Regions from separate parts of the Mus musculus genome. Here region 2 is linked to region 1. Evidence: chromatin loops called from intact Hi-C (ENCODE). Cell type or tissue: left cerebral cortex. All regions are shown on one strand.

Evidence for each region. Peaks named below come from ENCODE experiments on the same cell type or tissue, not always from the same donor. Only the 100,000 strongest peaks of a DNase experiment are listed, where the experiment ranks them.
Region 2: a loop joins it to region 1, with 2.1 times the contacts of the local background. A loop is called at or near these places in 4 of 42 quality-filtered maps.

The regions. Positions count from the first base shown.
Region 1 is chr13:96,656,523-96,664,522 of GRCm38, reverse strand. It overlaps Hmgcr (3-hydroxy-3-methylglutaryl-Coenzyme A reductase), which reads left to right. Exons shown (of 20, transcript NM_008255.2): 6 at 1,389-1,494; 7 at 4,299-4,405; 8 at 4,513-4,629; 9 at 5,146-5,306; 10 at 5,405-5,652; 11 at 5,765-5,940; 12 at 7,766-7,960. Among named protein-coding and RNA genes, the nearest start is that of Hmgcr, 10 kb to the left of the region's middle. In left cerebral cortex, no CTCF peak of the experiment used is centred here; a DNase peak (open chromatin) is centred at 4,199.
Region 2 is chr13:97,110,371-97,118,370 of GRCm38, reverse strand. Fam169a (family with sequence similarity 169, member A) reads right to left here. Exons shown (of 13, transcript NM_001100458.1): 8 at 6,969-7,075; 9 at 4,693-4,732; 10 at 4,112-4,262. Among named protein-coding and RNA genes, the nearest start is that of Nsa2, 24 kb to the left of the region's middle. In left cerebral cortex, no CTCF peak of the experiment used is centred here; no DNase peak of the experiment used is centred here.

The DNA.
Region 1 (8,000 bases):
TGACCAAATACCGGACATGGGACAATTGCAGGGAGTCAGCCTCGTTTGGGCTTGTGTTGCCAGGAGGTGGTTCATGGAGCTGGGAAGGTGTGCACCCAGGGCCTGGAGGCCTGGAGGCCCAGTGCAGCCAAGAAGAGGGTTGGGCCAGGCTCTGGTGCCACAGAGCCCACAGCCTGTGATCCACTTCCTCAGCCTCCCAAGGAGCGCCACCTACTAAGGATCAAATGTTCAAACACAAGAGCCTTTGGGGGCCTTCTCACCTTCACACTGCAACAGATCTAGTGGACTAGAGCCTCCCATCACATTGTTTCTAAGCCCCTCAAATTAACATTTCTCATCTTAAATTCATCCTGACGTTCATTGGTGACTTTAAAAAACTCACCATTGTGTTAAATAGCCTTGTAGTAGAATTCTTTTTGAGACAGACTGTATCTCATTCTGCCCTGAGTTATAGTGCTCCTCCTGCCGTGGTCAGCTGAGTGCTGGGACTGCGGACATACACACCACCATATCCTATTTCGTCCTTTTATGATTTTCCTTCCCTGTCGGACCATTAAACTAAGGACCTTTAGCAGGATCTTCCAGTGCTCCGTCACTGAACTAGCCCCTTCCCCAAGCTCTGAAAGAGGTCATAGTTCTATCCCAATTATAAATATTGGATACTGCTTATGATCATTTGAACATTTTGATACAAAAATTCTCTAGGTTTTATTGTACTAATGTGACCTCAGAGAATCTCAGCTAAGGTTTTGTCGGTGGGAGCCAGAATGTAATGTGAAATGTGAAAGAGTGTATTAGTCAGGGTTCTCTAGAGTCACAGGACTTAGGGGCAGTCTCTATAGAGTAAGGGAATTTGTTGATGACTTACAGTCTGCAGTCCAACTCCCAACAGTGGTCAGGAGCAGCTGTGAATGGGAGTCCAAGGATCTAGCAGTTGCTCTGTCCCACCTGGCAAGCAGGCGAAGGAGAGAGAGAACCTTCCTTCTTCCAGTGTCCTTATATGGACTTCAGCAGAAGGTGTAGCCCAGATTAAAGGTGTGTTCCACCACACACCAAGATCCAGATCAGAAACTTCTATCTCCCAGCCTCCAGATAAGGGTCACTGGTGAGCCTTCCAATTCTGGATTGTAGTTCATTCCAGATATAGTCAAGTTGACAACCAGGAAGGGCCACTACAGAAAGGGTGTGGTCAGGTAGGAGTTCAATGATTGATTAACCACAGGAGTGATCCGTAGGCCATGTCTCTCACTGCCCGCTCTGACTATTGAATGCATTCTATCTTGTTTGCGTAGTAAAATAAGTTTCATGTAGGACCCAGGATGCTCTCTAGCATTTTAAAAGGCTAATGTGCACTTTACAACCACCGATATATTTGGTCTATTCTTCAGGATGAAGTAAGGGAAAATATAGCTCGTGGAATGGCAATCCTGGGCCCCACATTCACTCTTGACGCTCTTGTGGAATGCCTTGTGATTGGAGTTGGCACCATGTCAGGTTTGTAAACAATTTCTAGTACACTTACAGTTGTCATTAAAAGGGAAGATAGCAGATCTGATATTTACATTGTTTATTCTTGGATTCTGACCTGAGTGACTTGAACGGGGATATTGTAAGTGTGTGGAGCTATGGACCTCTGTGCATGGTAAGAAAGTAGTAACAGGTTTCGGATATTGCCCATGCTTGCTGTCCTCTCTTTTTGTGTCCACTTGTGGTACGTGGGGTTTGCTCTTGGTTTATAACCAAGATGGTATTGCAAGGCCTGGAGACCCTTGCTGTTATCTGGGCTGAAGTAGGGATTCCTTTCCTTGTATTTTAATTGCCATGTTGGAGGTGGTGCAAGAGGCCAGATCTAAGCAGGTAGTTGGGAAGGTTTAATTAGGTACTAGGCCATACATCGTAGCCTGCCGCAGCACCAACCTCTACACACTTCCTCATCCTTAAAGCAGCACGGAGAATTAATACTAAGCTTCAAACAGGACTCCATTACGTACAGTGGAGATTTGCCAGAGTGAATGTATCATGCTATTATGAGGCATCCTGGTCTTAGACTAGATTTTTTTAAGTTCTGGTTTTGTGTGTGTGTGTGTGTCCATCCATCCATCTGTGGCCCCTGGAGTTATAGGTGGTTGTGAGCTATCTAATGTGGGTGCTGGGAACCAAACTGGGGTCCTCTGCAAGAGCCCAAGACACTTTTAGCTGTTGAGTTATCTGCTACTCCAACCCCTAATTGTCTTTCTTTTGGGAGAAAATTTGGTTGTCTCTGTATTCATTTATTAAATATTATGTACTTCTTTAAATTTCTGATAGTAATAACACATATTCTACTATTCAACAAAGGTTTTTATTTAGGAAAGAAAAAACATTCTAAAAATTGTTTTAAAATTTACTGCTAAGGATAGGGCTCAGCGGCTCAGTCTATAGCACATGTTTTCTCAGACTTTAAGATGTACTTTGTGTAACCTAGGAAGATGGCAGGTAAAGCACTTGCCATGAAACGATGAGAGCTGAGTTGGGGTTTCTAGGACCCGCGTAAGCCTGCCATGGTAGCGCGTCTCTGCCCTCCCAGTGCTCCTGTGATGGGGCAGAGGCAAAGAGAATTTCCAGAAGTTGAAGCTCTAGCTGTAGCTAACCTGTGGTATCGCAAAGAGACAAGTCTGTCTCTAGTAACACAGATACAATAACAGACAACTGATACTGTCCCCTGACTCCATACGTGCCCCACAATCACACACACACACACACACACACACACACACACACACACACACACACACGGAAAAATTACCTTCTTTAAAGGTATAGTTTTGAGTTTTAATGACGATACTGTCATGTCATCACCACTAAATAAAATGTTGATCAGGTGAAAACACAGCCACATAAACAAGAGAGTTTGAGATGTTGCAGGTGGGCCAGGAAGTTACAGGCCTGGAAGCAAAGGCTGTGTATTTGAATCTGATGCAGAAAGTAGTAGGGCTGATGCCTTGTCTTGAATCATTAGAGAAATGAATCAAAGAATTGGGTGTGTCGTGGCAGAAGCCACTGAAGTCATCTTTATCTGCAGAAATAGGGCTTAAAATTAATTAGGCAGCAACCCACTGCCTACCTTTTTACACAGTGTGAGGGATTGATCCTGGAGCTTGTATGTGCTTTGGACACATTCTGCCACATCCTGGGCATAACTGAAAAGGCCAGTTCAGAAAAGGGTTGGGCTAAGTGTAGCTAACTCAGTGCTACTATGTACTTTGCACATATAAAGGTACAGGGTGCAGTTCCCAGCACACATACAAGCCACAGCTGCTCAGACGTCTTTGGACTAGAGCTGTGGCCTGTGTGACATCAAAGTGGCAGAGCAGCTGCTTTTGGAACAGTCAGGAAGAATGATGGCAACAGGGAGTTTAACCAAAAAAAAAAAAAAGTTGGTGATTGATTTGTGAAAAGCATTGGTTAAGTATTGATTATGAAAATCTATTCATTTAGTGTTTAAGTTGAATGTATAGATTTGCTTTATTTATTATATGTATAACTTGCAGTTTCTCAGATGCCCTTGGTTGTGAGAATAAATAATGTAATGTAGTTTTTTACTTTAATTTGAGCCAAAGAGTAGGAGTTGGTGATCTTAATTTTTTTTCTGGTCTGTACAATTTTGGCACCTTCTATTTGAGATTACCGACTGATCCTTGAAATAATTTTGTGGTGAAATGTTTGTTAATTTTCACTCTTGAGTTATTAACATTTTTGCATTGTATCATTTTCAGATTAGGTCAATGAAGTAAAATGCTTAGAACATCAGTAGGCACTGTGGGGTTATAGAGAGCTGCACTTAGTGCTCTGTAAGGACTGTGTACTGAGATGCCGTGTCAGAAAGGCATAACTGCCTACTGATCTGTGCATTATATTATAAATCAACGTGGACACATGGGCTAATTAATTGCTTTTATGATAAGTGAGTCTAGGGGAGTAGTGTAGTTTGGAGGATAAAGTAATTCCTGTAGAGTAGCTGGTCTTATAGCTGCTTGTCTCAGCCAAAGTGATAGCATTTATAGAAGAATTGGAAGCATTTGTCTGCCAGCTGTGTGAAACAGCCCCATTACATACAGCTTTGTGCTGATGCTTGGGTCTGTGTCCTGGCAGGACTGCTGTTCCTCAGGCCATAGATCATCTTTGTGTTGCTAATTTTGTTGTACTAAATGACAAAGGATGTAATGTAGTGAGACTTGGCTGTGCATAATGAAGCGCCTGTAAGTTAAGTGGCATGTTAGAGACCCACACTGAGCAGCTGTGTCTCACTCTCTCCCCAGGCGTCCGCCAGCTGGAGATCATGTGCTGCTTCGGCTGCATGTCAGTGTTGGCCAACTACTTTGTGTTCATGACATTCTTCCCGGCCTGTGTGTCGCTGGTCCTAGAGGTGAGGCGGGGTTTCCTGGTGTCATTAGTTGTAAAGTAGTACTTCCCATGCTGCCCCTCTCCTTAGTCCCCTCATACCTCCTAACGCAGTGCCCACTTCCTTCGTAGCTTTCTCGTGAAAGCCGTGAGGGTCGTCCAATTTGGCAGCTCAGCCATTTTGCCAGAGTTTTAGAAGAAGAAGAAAATAAACCAAACCCCGTAACCCAAAGGGTCAAGATGATTATGGTAATGGCATTTTTTTCTCCAGTATCTGTAGTTTCGGTGTGTCTTATTCTTTGGGTATTTGGGGGCTTTTGCTTGTGTTTTTAGTTCCTATCTTGTTTATCTAATATTTGTTCCTTTCGGTGATGTTCCAGTCTTCTCTTTTTTCTGAGTTAGTTTTTTGTTGCTTTGAAGTTCTGGGGATTTTAGTTTGATGTCTTGAGACAGGATCTTACTGGTTTTGAACTTTCAATCATCCTGCTTCAGCCCCCCTGAGTGCTGGGATACAAGGTGTTTGCCACCATGCCCCATTGGGCTTATGGTCTTTGTTATTCTTGCTCTCCTGAACAGACAGACCCCTGTCTTTGAAAGGCTATTCTTTGGGATGTTTGAACCCTTACAGCACCATTGCTTTTATTTAACAAACTAGGGGCTTTCTTACCATGATAAGTGGGGCTGAGGACTAAAGTGTCTGGCTATGGAGTTGGGAGGGACGAGAAAGAAAGCAGAAGGTATACAATTTAAAATATGTCCCTTCAGTCTTTAGGCTTGGTCCTTGTTCACGCTCATAGTCGCTGGATAGCTGATCCTTCTCCTCAGAACAGCACAGCGGAGCAGGCTAAGGTTTCCTTGGGTCTGGACGAAGATGTGTCCAAGAGAATTGAACCAAGTGTTTCTCTCTGGCAGTTTTATCTCTCCAAGTAAGTGACTGGAACCCACAATACTCTGTGTTCTCATGGGGCTGTGCTGTGACTTTACTATTTCTGAACTGACAACATTTATCTTGGCTTTCATCCAGGATGATCAGCATGGACATTGAGCAAGTGATTACCCTGAGTTTAGCCTTCCTTTTGGCTGTCAAGTATATTTTCTTTGAACAAGCAGAGACAGAATCGACACTGTCATTAAAAAATCCTATCACGTCTCCCGTCGTGACCTCAAAGAAAGCTCAAGACAACTGTTGTAGACGTGAGCCTCTGCTTGTGAGAAGGAACCAGAAGCTTTCGTCAGTAGAGGAGGATCCAGGAGCGAACCAAGAGAGAAAAGGTACCGTGCTGTGTTCTTCATCTCAGGTCCTCTTGTCCGAGGCCACCCCCTGAGTTGACTTCCTCTGAAAGTGATTTGAGGACTTTGAGATGTCTTTTTGCCTCTCACACAGTTGAGGTTATAAAACCATTAGTGGTGGAAGCAGAGACTACAAGCAGAGCTACGTTTGTGCTTGGGGCTTCTGTAGCCAGCCCTCCATCCGCCCTGGGGACACAGGAGCCTGGAATTGAACTCCCCATCGAGCCACGACCTAATGAAGAATGTCTGCAGATACTGGAGAATGCAGAGGTGAGAAAAGGGTGTGCTCACACGGGAGAATACAGAGGAGGGACAAGGGTGTGCTCACACTGGGGGAGAATACAGAGGAGGGACAAGGGTGTGCTCACACTGGGGGTTTCTTTTATAGAGGATGTTTTTGGTACCTTTCTTTAATCAAGGGAAGTTAAGACTGGTACTACCGAGGCCTACTGTGCCCTAGTCTCTGTGTCACGTGGCTTATTCATAGCTATATAAATCCCTATAGCCTTTGGGGGTGTTATCCCCACCCTTCGGATGAGCAGGCCAGGCTCAAGAGGCTTTACCAAGATATTTACCATTGAGGAAACTGTAAAGCTAGCAGCAGGGTTTCTTATTTTCTGGTCCCAGAATCAAAGCTCCTTGTAGTGAGTTACTGTCTTGTAGACATGGGGAGCTTTTGAATCTGTGTGTGTTGAAGTGAGCTGTGTTTGTACACTGTGTTCTCTCACCACGTTTACAGATGTCCCTTCATGCTTCCAGCCTTATCAGCTTAATCTAATTCTTTCTGTAATAAGAATATGTTTTCCTGGCCTATTGATTTTTTTTTTCCCATGTTTGGTAAGATACAGTTCCATTCTACCATCATTTACTAAGATATATTGACAGAGGAAATTACAGATATTTAGAATGCATAGTTTTATGAGTAATCAACACAAGCTAAGTAAATAAAAAATTTCACTATGTAGTCCTGGCTAGCTTAGAACTCCCTGTGTAGACCAGGCTGGCCTCAAAATCAGAAGTCTACCTTCCTTTGCCTCCCCAATGCTGGGATTAAAGGCGTGTAATACCTCCTGGCTTTATCTGGTTTTTTTTTTTTTTTTTTTTTTGAGACAGGGTTTCTTAGGGTTTTTATTCCTGCACAAAACATGACCAAGAAGCAAGTTGGGGAGGAAAGGGTTTATTCAGCTTACACTTTCCACACTGCTGTTCATCACCAAAGGAAGTCAGGACTGGAAGTCAAGCAGAAGCTGATGCAGAGGCCAAGGAGGGATGCTGCTTACTGGCTTGCTCAGCTTGCTCCACCCACAATGGGCCCTCCCCCACCCCCCCTTGATCATTAATTGAGAAAATGCCCCACAGCTGGGCTCCTTTCTCTGATAACTCCAGCTTGTGTCAAGTTGACACACAAAACCAGCCAGTACACAGGGTCTCTTACTAAATGTGGAGCTTGTCATTTTGGTTAAACTGGACATAGCAAGTCCCCAGCAACTGCCTGTGTCTTCCTCCTGCCCTGTGCTGGGATTGCAGATGTATACTACTGTGCCTGGCTTTTATGTGCTTGCTAGGGATTTGAACTCTGCCTCATGTCTGCATAGCAAGCACTTCTTGGATCTTCTTGATATTTTTCAGAATATCTCCCCCTTTACAAACCCAAAGCCTTTTGAATTTTACTCTTAATGTTTTTACTTTAGCTCTTTTGAGAATTGGTATCCTCAGCTGAAATATATCCTATTTAAGGGCCACAATTTGTACCCACAAAAATATTAAATGAAGAGAGTATATATTGATTGTCCATTGTAAGTAAATATGTATTGATTGATATTCATTGATCAGTCCACGAGCATTTAAGTGTAGAGGAGGTCCTGTTGTACAGAGGCAGGGGGGCTGGACTGAGGGCAAGGCTTTGTTCTGGGTTTGTTCTTCAGAGGGGATGGGGCATAGTCTGGCTAAGTGTCATAGTTCCCAGGGTTGGTATATACTGCTTTATAGCCTTGTGAACAGCTCTGCACTGTGCTCTTTCAGCCTTTGCTCTTCTGCTCATGAACTGCCCTTCTTATCTAATCCCATCTCTTCATTTTCTTCTTCCTTTCTGCAGAAAGGTGCAAAGTTCCTTAGTGATGCAGAGATCATCCAGTTGGTCAATGCCAAGCATATCCCAGCTTACAAATTGGAAACTCTAATGGAAACTCATGAACGTGGTGTGTCTATTCGCCGGCAGCTCCTCTCCACAAAGCTTGCAGAGCCGTCCTCTCTACAGTACCTGCCTTACAGAGATTATAATTATTCCTTGGTATGCTCTTTGATTAGGGAGGGCTTGCTCTGTAACTTGT
Region 2 (8,000 bases), 450 kb before region 1:
AAAACAAACCAAAACCATCCTTGTTTTTTCTTATTATGGATCAAGATAAAATTTCAAGGATCCATTTTTTGGGACAGTACAGTTGATGAAATCAGGAACTCTGGTATAGTCGGGCAAGAACTATACAATCCCAGCCCTTTATTCTGAAGAAGATATTACTAAAATTACCCAGCCTTTCTTGGGATTCACAATCCTCTGGCCTCAGTATACTAAAATCCCTTCTTAACAAACTAACATTTTAGAACCAATAAATGTTATTCCATCAACTTTAGATCCTGAAGGTACAAAACTAATCTTTTCATCCTGATAAATTTATCCTTTTTCTTGCCTAATTAATTAAAAACCTTCTCTATTTAAACTAGACCTTTCATCTATTCTACTGAAACGAACATTTTATTTCCAACACTGTTAGTGTAAAATCACAAGTACTATCTATAACCATAGATAGACACTTATTATTTGACATGTGCTCAAAGGCCTTGATGTACTTTATAGAGAACTGCTCAACCGTGTTCACTGCCACTTTATTTGCAATAGCTAGGAAACGGAAACAACCCCAGTGTCCTCCAGCTGATGAATGGACAGTGAAGACCTAAGCGTGTCCATGGATTTCTCTTCAGCTGTAAAGAAGAATGAGAATAAGTGAAAGGATGGAGTAGACAATACGTACTGGGGTGGTCTGAAAGCTAAAGGCTCCCATGGGCCCCTCTGCTGGATTCTCAGTGCCTAGCTGGCAGGACTGTTTGGGAACGGTTAGGCTCCCAGTGTGCTCTCGGCTTCCTGCTTGAGGTTCATGATGAGCTCAGCTGCTGCTGCAGAGCTATGCTTTCCTGCCTCCTGCTATACTCTCTACCATTATGGAGATGGACTTCTATCTCTCTGCAACTTTAACCTCCGTACGAACCCTTCCATTAAGTTGAGTCTGCCATGGTCTTTTATCGGAGCAACCGGAAAGGAACTAGGTAGATGGTACTGGGTTGAGCTATAGTTATGATAGACATTTTTGGTTTGTTTTTGTAGAAATATGGAAGACTTTGGGACTTTAGATTAGGAAAAAGGTTGAATGCTGTAAGCAGAGCCTAACCAGCCATCCTAGTCGGAGCTTAGAAGACAGTAGTACAGAAAACAATGTGGGCTGTGGAGACCCAGATGGAGAAACCTGGGGGGAAGGGAGTAGCAGCAATCTGGCTAGATACCATCCCGGTGATATTCCTGCTCCAGTCCGAAGAACTTGCCCAAGACAAAACTGAGAAGTAACGGAACAATTTCTTCAGCAGAGGAGACTTCAAGGCAGCCTAAACTGTCTGCAAATCACGGATAACCAACCACTCTGCAGTGTCATTGCTAACAATCACTCACATGCAGGTTGACAATGAAAAAGTGCAAGTGAGGATAAAGAAACACAAAGTATACAGTGTAGAGAGAAAAGAACACCATGCGACAGAAAGAGCTACAGGACTTGCGTTTTCTCGGATGGTTTCGTCTAGCTTTAGCCCAGTATTTCCTCACTATAACCCATTTCCTCCCTCAACACATGTTCTGGGTCTGTATGTTGAACTATGTAATTTGTTTTTTGATTTTTAATTTTATATGTTACAAGTGCCTTGCATCTCAGAGTGTATTTGAACTTTGGACTATAAAAAGTATTGAGACTAAAAATTTACAGTGACTTTTTTTTTTGGTTTTTCGAGACAGGGTTTCTCTGTATAGCCCTGGCTGTCCTGGAACTCACTTTGTAGACCAGGCTGGCCTCGAACTCAGAAATCTGCCTCCCGAGTGCTGGGATCAAAGGTGTGCGCCACCACGCCCGGCGAGACTTTTTTTTTTTTTTAAGATTTATTAACTTTATACATGTGAGTATGCTGTTGCTGTTTTCAGACACCCCAGAAGATGGCATCAGATCCCATTACAGATGGTTGTGAGCCACCATGTGGGTGCTGGGAATTGAACTCAGGACCTCTGGAAGAGCAGTCAGTGCTCTTAACCTCAGAGGCATCTTTCCAGCCCTTACTGTGACTTCTGAAGTTGGATTAAATGCACTTGGCATTTTGATCTGGCCACAAGACAATGGCGATCAGGGAGTAGAACCTGGTGTTTTGAATGAAGATGATCCCCGTAGGTTATAAATTAGAGATAGAGTTGGAGAAGGACACAGGAGGAGTTGGAGGAGAGGATGGGGTAGAGAGATGTAAATACAGTTGTGTGCACACACAAGTGTTGGAGGTGGGGTGGGGGGCACTGGTTAATCCCAGCCCGGGGGAGGCAGAGGCACTGGCTCTCTGTGAATTTAAGGCCTCACTATACAGTGAGTTCCAGAGCTACACAGAGAAACCCTGTCTTAGGAAGAAAGTACACACGTTGGGCTCTCGGTTCAATACCTACCATACCATGCAAAAATAAACAAAAACAAACAAATGGCAGACTAGATTGAGCCTACAGAGCAGAGCTGGAAGGCCTTGAAGCTACAACATCTCTCTTAACTCTGCTTACAAAGTTATACTTATGTTTGAAGCCCTAACCCCAAAGGAACATGTGGACAGTGAGAGAAGACATATAGTACATCTGTGCTCACAGGAACACACACACAATTCTTAAAAAAAAAAAAAATCACAAATATACAATCATTAAGTAACTGCCTGTGAGAATATTGAATAGTATCTAAACATTTTATTCTTCACACATTTTATTCTTCACATTTTACTTATATTTATCTTTAATATAAATATTTTATTATCATGTACCATCTAACTATATCCATCTAAAATTATTTACATAATTAACAGATTTTTTTTGAGTAAATAATTTGACATCTAAAATGACAAAGTCATAAATTAACTAAATAATTTAATTGAATGGTAGGAAGGAAACAAGTCTAATTTTATTATAAAATATAAAATCTTGCTGGGCGGTGGTGGCACACACCTTTAATCCCAGCACTTGGGAGTTCGAGGCCAGCCTGGTCTACAAAGTGAGTTCCAGGACTGCCAGGGCTATACAGAGAAACCCTGTCTCAAAAAACCAAAAAAAAAAAAAAAAAAAAAAAAAACACCAGCAAAAAAACAAAAGGGGGCTGGAGAGATGGCTCAGCGGTGACTGCTCTTCTGAAGGTCCTGAGTTCCTGAGTTCAAATCCCAGCAACCACATGGTGGCTCACAACCATCCGTAATGAGATCTGATGTCCTCTTCTGGTGCGTCTGAAGACAGCTACAGTGTACTTACATATAATAGTAAATAAATCTTTAATATTATTTATATATATATATCTTAGCTGCTATCAGAAGCCAACAAAGGGCTGTGGAGATGGCTCAGCAGAGAGCTTGTAAAGCCTGGGCTTCATCCCCTTGTGCTGTATAAGCTAGGGATTATGGCGCATGCCTTTAACCCTGGTCCTCAGGATGCAGAGGCAGAAGGAAATGGTCATTTAACAACTTTCACACCATATGAAATCCTCCTTCAAAAACTGAAAAATAAATTCAAAGACAGTTTGTTATTTCACCCTTTTCAGACAGGATTCGCCACATAGGGCAAATGAGTCTCAGACTCTCAGCAATCTCAGCCTCCATGCCTGGGACTGCAGGACTGAGTCTCCATGGCTCATCTGAAGGTGACATGCTTACCAAGAGTTCTGGTTGGTGATTCTGTTAATGGCCAAGTCTCTGGAAGAACTGACTGTATTATTTATGGTTATCACTAACTTATTTATTATATCCAGTAGCCTAGGTAAAGTGGATTAATTATAAAAGTATCTGAATTTAAAAAAAAACAGATGTTAAGCTTCAACATTACTAAAACCTATCCTATTAAATTCAAAAGTGACGGTAATGAATCTTTTGAGAGACACAGTGACTAGAATACTCTGGATTTGCACAATGGAAGATGCCATGGGTGAGTTTATTCCAACCTCTTACTCACTAAGGCTCTGTACAACACTGTTCAGATGGTGACAGCCCTGGGAAGCCTGATGGGTCATCTTGTAGCAGAAGCTAGATGCAAACCCTTGCAAGGATACCTGCCGGAGCACATAGAGCAGCTCTGCCTTCAGGCCTAGATTCCCACAGTATAGAAGCAACAACACACGACAGAGTGCGAGTGAGAAGCACGAGTTCCTCACTTGTTTACTGAAGCCGTAGGTGAAGTCTTGGCAACGTTTTCATCTTCACCTTGAGAACTACTAAACTCAGAATCCTGAAAATGCTTCCCAATCTTTGGCCGCTTTAGATGGCTGCTCCGAGTACGCGTGGAAACAGGAGTCTTTTCTGGACCTGAGGGGAAACCAGGAAAACTGCATTTGAGTCTGAATGCGAAGGACTACCTAGGAACACACACAGCAACACAGCAATGCTAGATCTGCAGCGTGGCAACCCACGGCCCCATTACAGTGTCGCTCCTTCCTGCAGATCCAGCTAAGAAGAGCAGTGTCAGCACTTGTTTTCATTATAAAATAATGGCTGATGTCCACTCCACATATCCCTACATCATCACGAGGGTCACTGTGTCTACACTCTCCTCCATGTTCTCTCTTACTGTTGTTGGGAAATGACGTGGATATTATGATCCCCGTGCTACAAGTACAGAATGCAGAGCTCACCAGCACCCTCCGTGTTCTCACAGTAAAATCCGAGGCAGTGGAGTTGGGAGGAGAACCCAGGCTAGAACACTTACTACAAGACGTGATTTGAGCTGATTTCTTACCTTCAGAAGTGCTAGCAAAGGCATCTTTTAGGGAATGGATCTAAAATAGAGATAAAGATTAAAATCTAATGTTTTAAACTATTCTTTCTCACTATGGACCTCTTTCATTCATAGTTTCAAAGAACAATATTTAATTGTATTCCAATTTTTGTTAAGAAATCTACCTTCGAAATTAAAAGATTATGTTATAGCCCTTGGTTCATTATAAGCCTAAGAATTCATCAAAGGATCTGAAATGTCTACAGCCTTCTGCTCTGCTGGGTGAGGGCTGCTGTTGAGGTTGCTGGTTTGTGTTGTTTTCATATGACCTTCGCATAGATCTCTACTGCTGGTGAACTAAACACACGGCTAAAGCTCCTCAACATGTAGCCTGGTCCAAGGCCAGGGTCTCCCAACAGAGGGCTCATCTGACTTCACAGTAAACCCATCAAGGTAAATTCCCCAAATCATTTCTCCACATTGATGGCAACAATTACAGTCATTCCCGTTAGGCCTATGGAACAGAAGTGAGATAGTCCTAAATCTCATTCAACCAATCGCAAAGCTTGCTGATTTTGAATGAAGGCTCCCTGTCTCATCACTATTGCTTTAGCCAAAGCTTTATTTTATTATCTTAATCTGAACAATCCCAACAGCTTCTTCACGGGCCAAGTATTCCCTTTAACTACCATCCTATCTACTACCTAAGCCTTTACACCCAGTAAAAGAATGCTTCCGGGCTGGAGAGATGGCTCAGCGGTTAAGAGCTCTTCCTTCCGAAGGCTCTGAGTTCAAATCCCAGCAACCACTTGGTGGCTCACAACCATACATAATGAGATCTGATGCCCTCTTACGGAGTGTCTGAAGACAGCTACAGTGTTCGTACATATAATAAATAAATAAATCTTAAAAAAAAAAAAGATTGCTTCCCAGTCACAAGCTGTATGACTGACTCCCTTGCTTAGTCAATACCTTACCACTGTACAGACTACAAACCAAAAAGCATTTAATAGTTAATCTCTTTCATAATAAGCATACATCTCCTTTACCTGCTCTCTGCTAAAATGCCCTGATAACGTTTTCAGACTTCCCACCTACCCTTCACGTCACCCTTGTGCTACGCTATAGTAAGTAAGACAATTATTCCCCTGTAGTATAGCCATTGCTGTAACAATGGATCATCTAGGTCTCTCGTGACAAGAACCATACCTTTGAATGTCCACTTCTTGCTCTGATACCTACTCCATTACAAAACTCCAAACACTCAATTTATCCATTCCACACTCACTGAATTACAACATGGTATCAAAAGATCTATTTAAAGCTGAAAAAAATTTATCCTGTATTTCAGAATACTAGTAGAATTATGTAAATTTGAAGATGCCAATTAAAAAAAAAAGTAAATGTTTTGAGGTACAAATGATCCCAATCCAATCATTAAATAATGTACATAATAAATGTCACATTTTTTACTAAAGCATTATTGTAAGAATATGAACTTCAAAAATGACAGAATATACAATTTATGCTATTAATCTTATGATGTACAGTTACTACAATATATTCTCATTCAAATGACATTTAAAATTATTTGGTATTATATTAAAATAAACTATAGCCTTTATTACCCTTGTGGGAAGAGCAAAATTTCTAGTTTCCCTTGATTTTATGATAACTAAAAATACTATGTGACTGTGTGACTGAAAAATATGGGCTGTAACATAACAAGAACAGGGGCTTGCCAGGCATGGTGCCACACTGAGTCTGAGAACTCAGGAGGAAGAGGCAGGTGAGACTTTGTGAATTTCAGGTCAGCCACAGCAACTTAATGAGACACTGTCTCAATAATAAACAATACATATGTATGTAACCTTAAATTAGTTTTAATTAGCTTGTAATACTGTAAACATCATTACAAATATTTTTCAAAAAACATTAAATCTTTAATAATCAACTGTCAGAGCCACCAAGAAAATGAATGCAGTTGAAATTACCTAAGCTTATGTAATAAATGTCTGAAACTTTGGGTACAAAAGCTTCCAGTCTGAGCTATTCATGAGGCCAAGGCAGGATGTTTTCAAGTTCAAACTAGGCTAGAATACAGGCCTACCTGAGCAACATGCTGAGACCCACCGCAAAATAAAGAGCACCAGGCAGGGCTGGGAATGAGCTTTAGTGGTAAAACAATTGCCCAGAACACATAAGATACCACGTTCAGTGCTCACTATCCCCAAAACAAGCAACAAACACAAATGACACAAAAACACGACAGTTTCCTATGAGGGTCAAAGGTGTACCTGCAGCTCACTAGACTGAGTGTCGTCCAGTCCAGGTTCATGTTCTGGTACAGCAGCAAGACCATATTCTCCAGACACAGGTCTTGTGGCTTCATATTGAGAAACATCTACATGAAGAAAAAATTTTAAATTATGAACCAATCATGTCTTTTATATTAATACTATTTGAGTTTTAGATATGTCTCCCTTATAATACCTTGTCACTAATCCATTGATCCACAAAGCCTAATCCATGCTTCTTTATGAATATATTATTTTAACTCCCAATCCTTACTGGGTTATTTCATTGGTTGGGCTAGTCTAGGTCAGGTATTGTTTTTGTCATTGTTATTTTGGAGTTTTTGTTTGCTTTGTTTTGTTTTTGTTTTTGTTTTTTCAGACAGGATTTCTGTGTCATCCTAGCTATTCTGGAACTTACTCTGTAAGCCAGACTGGCCTAGAACAAAGAGACCCACCTGCCTCTGCCTCTCGAGTGCTGGGATGAAAGGTGTGCACCATGCCTGGCATTGTCTTTTGTGTTGTACTTTTACCTTTCAGGCGTATTTAATGTATGAATATTTTGCCAGTATATATGTAGGTATAACGTGTACCTGGTGGCCAAGGAGGTCAGGTGTCAGATCCCACGGAACTGGAGTTGTAGAGATGGTTGTAAGCCACCACATGGATGCTGGCAATTGAACCCAGTCCTTTACAAGAGCCACAACTGCTCTCAACTGCTGAGACATTGCTCCAGCCCCCTCTACACCTCTTTTTTATTAGTGACTCAAAAGCAAAAGCACAATAAAAATTCCAAATTTTAAGAGGGTCTGTGTGATGGTAGTATATGCTCAGCCCAGAGAGCGGCACTATTAGAAGGTGTGGCCTTGTTGGAGTGGATGTGACCCTGTTGGAGTGGGTATGTCACTGTGGGTGAGGGCTTTAAGACTCTCATCCTAGCTGCCTGGTCGTGAGTCCCCTACTAGCAGCCTTCAGAAGATGTAGAACACTCAGCTCTGCCTGAACCATGCCTGCCTAGATGCTGCCATGTTCCCA